Regions from separate parts of the Homo sapiens genome. Here region 2 is linked to region 1. A link is an interaction called in ENCODE POLR2A ChIA-PET data of the cell type or tissue named here. Cell type or tissue: OCI-LY7. All regions are shown on one strand. Region 1 overlaps IQCH-AS1 (IQCH antisense RNA 1). Region 2 overlaps MAP2K5 (mitogen-activated protein kinase kinase 5).

Region 1 (2,500 bases):
TGGCTAATTATAGCTCCCAGAAACAAAAGGCCACACCCAAGTTTACTGCAATCGCCTCATAAGGAATGTTAGGATGAAATCATGGTCCCATAAACTCGACAGCAAAACCGCAGACCCTCCATTGGTTGCGAAATAAACTCCAAATCAAAATTAAAATTTTGATTCATTTAAAGATTCATGCCACTTTGTTTCCCAGGAGAGGACACAAAATACTTTGCGATCATTGAAAAACTCAAAATGATTTAGGAACATGCTCTTTGTTTCCAGATTCCCTTTCCACGCTTTTCATTTTCTTGGGCTTTATTTTTCCAAGTTGAATATCTATAAACACATTGCTAAGCCAAAAAATTAGATCGTTTGCAACAATAGTGAAGAATCTAAAGGTCTAAATGTTCAATAATAGGGTATTGTTTTAAAAATATGAAATATCTACATTAAAGACTTCTATACAGCCATTCAAAAATCATGTTTCTACACCAACCATACAACCCAGCCATTCCACTCCTAGGTATTTGCCCAAGAGAAAAGAAAGCATATGTCCATACAAAGACTTGTACAGGAATGACCAAAGCAACTTGGTTTACAATACCCCAAGGCTGGAAACAACCCAAATGTCCATCAGCAGATGAGTGAATTAAAAAATACTGGGATATCCATAAAATGGAACACCATTGAGCAATGAAAAGAAATAAACTATTAATAAATCAACAGCATAGAAGAATCTCTATGTTGAATGAAAAAAATCAGACAAAAAACGTACATACCTATTTAACATTCTAGAACATAAAAACTATAGTTAAGTAGTAACCTGAGGATGGGAGATGGGGTGGGAATAGGGTGAGGAGGAGGAGGAGGAAGAAGATTACAAAGAGGCAGAAGGAAAATGCTGGGTGATGGGTATTTTCACTATACTGACATACAAATGATTTATTGGATATATATAGATGTCAAAACTTATCTTGTACACGTTAAATACTGTCAAAGATAAATAAGACTGGACACTAGTAAAAGTGGTAAGGACAGATTTTAATCAGTAATACACTATTGCAATAGGGAAAAGGGTCCAGTGTAAACTGAATTCAACTTCAATTTCTAGAGAGGTGACTGGGCATTGTAAGGGGAGAATGAGGGAATAGAAGAGGGGACAGTGGCTGCTCGGTAGAGTAGGGAAGTGAGAAATAAAAACCAGGAAGCAGGGTTGGTTCATGTGAAACTCATCTGGTTTTGCTAACTGACACAGAAGTTAGGCTCCTATCCTCCCACAGAGACTGGGAGACGGGGGCCCTAATTTAGGATTGGCTACAAGAAAGTATTCTTTTTGCAGCCTGGAGTTTTCTCAGGCAGGTATTTTAAGAGGGTGCTAGGGTCATCTTAGGCTTGCAGCCTTGAGCTATTAGAAACTATGTTAATGTTTGTTCAAGTCTTCATAGGCCAAGGTTAAGGCCTGGTCAAGAAGAGGGCTGGGAGGAGCCTGGCTGGAGTTTAGTCAAGGAGAGAATCTTTGTCAATATGTGCAGTTTATGAATGTCAATAATACCTCAAAAAGCTGTTTTTTAAAAATCGTGTATTAGGAGAATATGTTATAAGTGAAATTATATTCATTAAAATAAAATGTTATTACTAAATAAACATATTTTAAAATGTTTTCAATAGCATGAAAACTATTGTTTTTATTCTAAGCGTAATGCCCTTTGTCTAAATACTCTAGAATTCACATCCAGACCATGTCTTTGTTGCCATACCTAATCAACTCTGTGCCATACCACAGAGAATGCATAAAAGGGCAAATGCCTCCACTCACCTGCAAATATTTGGAAGGACAGAGTAGTGATTATGTGGCATCTGTAGGTATTCTAAATGGGTATGGAATATGTATGACATCTATTTCAGATTTAAATGTCTTAATGGGTTTTAGTTTCAGCTCTTTCCTTAATAAACAAATAATTTCTCTTCCTTAGTTCTCAGGTTTCTGATACATAAAATAGGAAAGAGGAACTGATATTTAAGCTTCCTTCCAGCTCTGATGTTCTACAATTCTATGCCACCGTCATCGATGTATATAAAAGAGACAGAATTGCTGTTGTTGTTGCTGTTGTTTAATTTCTTATTTTTTTAAGATGGAGTCTCACTCTATCACCCAGGCTGGAGTGCAGTGGCGTGAGCTCAGCTCACTGCAACCTCTGACTCCTGGGTTCATGTGATTCTTCTGCCTCAGCTTCCTGAGTAGCTGGGACTACAGGCGCCCACCACCACACCCAGCTAATTTTTCTATTTTTAGTAGAGATGGGGTTTCACCATGTTGGCCAGGCTGGTCTCAAACTCCTGAACTCAGGCGATCCACCCGCCTCGGCCTCCCAAAGTGCTGGGATCACAGGCAGGAGCCACCGCGCCCAGCCAAAATTTTATATATCATGCAAGGAGGTGGTTTCTTCTTCCAGCTTTCTTCCATTTATTGGAAACAATGGATGAAAATATTTTGAAAATACTTTGCCCCTTAAAC
Region 2 (2,500 bases), 79 kb after region 1:
GGCATGAGCCACCATGCCTGGCCATAATTCTGATGTAATAACATGTTCTCCTCATTCCAAGTAGCACAGTTGCCTTGGATAGTAACTCCCAGGTCATGGCTAAGTCCTCTACATTGTTAAAAGATATGTTAAATATTAATAAGTGTGAACATTGACTAGCTTTATAGTAATTCCTGACCCGATAACTTTAGGAAATATGAGGTTACTGGGTTTTTTGACTGCTGTTTACATCTCCAGTTATAAAAGTTTGAGAAGTCAATTGAGGAGTGAGGCAGATGTTAAGGTTAGAGATAAGAGTTGATGTTTGTCTCTGATTCCTTGGCTAGCCACTTTGTTTAAATGAAATTTATGAATGCACTGCTTACTTCAGTGGAAATATTTTGAAGTGTTGTCTTAGGAAGTATTGATGGTCCCTCAAGGACCAGACGTCAAATGCATGTGACTGTAGTTCAAAAGGTTAATTTCCATTTTAAGGAAAGAAGATTTTGAGTCTTAATTTTAATGCATTTTAGAAAGGCAAGTAAAAACATTTTGTTATGGTTTAGATATATTTTCTAGGAAAAATAACATAATAAATTTGAGTATATTTGGAATATACAAAATGAAAGCAACTGCAGTGTTTTGTAATTATTACCCATATCTTCTCCTTTTTTTTTTTTTTTTTTTTTTTTGACACAGAGTCTCGCTCTGTCGCCCAGGCTGGAGTGCAGTGGCGTGATCTCAGCTCACTGCAAGCTCTGCCTCCTGGGTTCACAACATTCTCCTGCCTCACGACATTCTCCTGCCTCAGCCTCCCGAGTAGCTGGGACTACAGGCGCCCGCCACCATGCCCAGCTAATTTTTTGTATTTTAGGTAGAGACAGCGTTTCACCATATTGGCCAGGTTGGTCTTGATCTCTTGACCTCATGATCAGCCCACCTCAGCCTCCCAAAGTGCTGGGATTACAGGCTTGAGCCACTGCACCCAGTCATTACCCACATCTTATTATTAAACAGCTCTATTTCTTGTTGTCAGAAACAGGAAAACGACATGTACATCTGAGAGAGGAGCAAAAAAAAAAAAAAAAAAATCAAATTAATTCGTCCCCAAACAATCAATCAAAATTGATGGCCCCTTAACATACAATTTGTAGGGCACTATAGTTTTCAAATAGAAGCAGTCTATAACATGGGCAGGAGGCTTTTGTATTTTTAACATTTGTTGAAGAAGCATTTGCTGAATTGGAAAAGTACTAACCTGTAACTCAAGATGGTGTCAGGAAATTAATATTCTTTTTTCCTGGCACTGCCTTATCTCTAGGACTAAATCTTAGCATATGTCAAGATTTGCAAGAAATGTAATAAAATTAGTTATATATCTGTATTTTAATACATTTGACTGCTTATGGCTGTGCAAAGTAGTATTCAAACTAGAATGTTCCATCGTAGAATCCCTAGCAATCTTTTTGGCATTAAAACATCCTTTTCTCACCCCGCTTGCTCACAAAAAAATCCCTTAGCTCTTTTCAAAGTAGTTTAAGTGATAGCAGATATACAATGTAATAGAATGAGGACAGATTGCAGAAATTTGAATTATGAAAGGAATCTAATCATTTTAGCTCAGTTAACTTGATTTTTATATGTTTTAAGCAGAAATTGGAATTTATATGAGGTGGTGTCAGAAAGCTCTTTGCATTTATAAATGCTCACTCCTGCAAGTTAAAACCCTGGTTCATAATTCCCACTTTGGGTCTTGGGAGCCACTTTTCAATCATTTCTCTCTGCTAATTTTGGTGTCACCCTCATTTCTTTTTAAACGATTCATTTTGAGCAAATTTGTAAATGGCCCTGATGTGTTCTACAATTTAGTCAATTACTGTTTCAGCCTGCAAGCCTCCTGGGGAACGGAACATACATGGCCTGAAGGTACGAATTTCAATAATTGTTTCAGTAAAGTTAGATGGATTTGTAATGCTGTGTTCCACTTATTGAAATGTCAAATAAAACTGCACTTTCTCAAGCTCTGACAAGCGATCCTTTTATTTTTTTTAAATGGGAGGTGGAGGGGGATTCATCTGTAGTATTTGCTCAGTATGTGTATATATTTGCATACTGGGGGTTTGGTACTGTATTTTCAATTATTTGGAATTGTTTTGTTGGTCAGTGTCTTCAGGATAATCCTAGGTGCTGGTATCTACAAAGATTTTAGTAAGAATATAGACTTCATTTCAGTGATTAATTAAGCACATAAGCATATTGCACATGGAATACCCTCTCTTGACATATTTATGCTAGAAACATATATCTAGTTAATGTCTTTTCATTCTGTGTATTTTGAATTCTGGATTTCTGTTTAGGGCTTCACATCTGAAAGAAAAGCTGGCTTTTGTATTAGGCTCAAATATTTCATAATTAATTATTTGGACCTCATTTTTTAGTGAATAAGAAACATTCTACATACAGTGTTCTGCTTGGTTGCAGAGCTGGAAGGATATAACTTGAGGTTCACTACTAACCCCTG

What was found. Peaks named below come from ENCODE experiments on the same cell type or tissue, not always from the same donor. Only the 100,000 strongest peaks of a DNase experiment are listed, where the experiment ranks them.
Region 2: POLR2A ChIA-PET joins it to region 1 with 5 read pairs; 2 of 35 experiments call an interaction of 5 or more read pairs at or near these places.

The regions. Positions count from the first base shown.
Region 1 is chr15:67,504,968-67,507,467 of GRCh38, forward strand. The region is part of intron 2 of IQCH-AS1 (IQCH antisense RNA 1); the gene reads right to left. Among named protein-coding and RNA genes, the nearest start is that of C15orf61, 15 kb to the right of the region's middle. In OCI-LY7, no CTCF peak of the experiment used is centred here; a DNase peak (open chromatin) is centred at 1,204.
Region 2 is chr15:67,584,026-67,586,525 of GRCh38, forward strand. It overlaps MAP2K5 (mitogen-activated protein kinase kinase 5), which reads left to right. Exons shown (of 22, transcript NM_145160.3): 5 at 1,865-1,905. Among named protein-coding and RNA genes, the nearest start is that of MAP2K5, 43 kb to the left of the region's middle. In OCI-LY7, no CTCF peak of the experiment used is centred here; no DNase peak of the experiment used is centred here.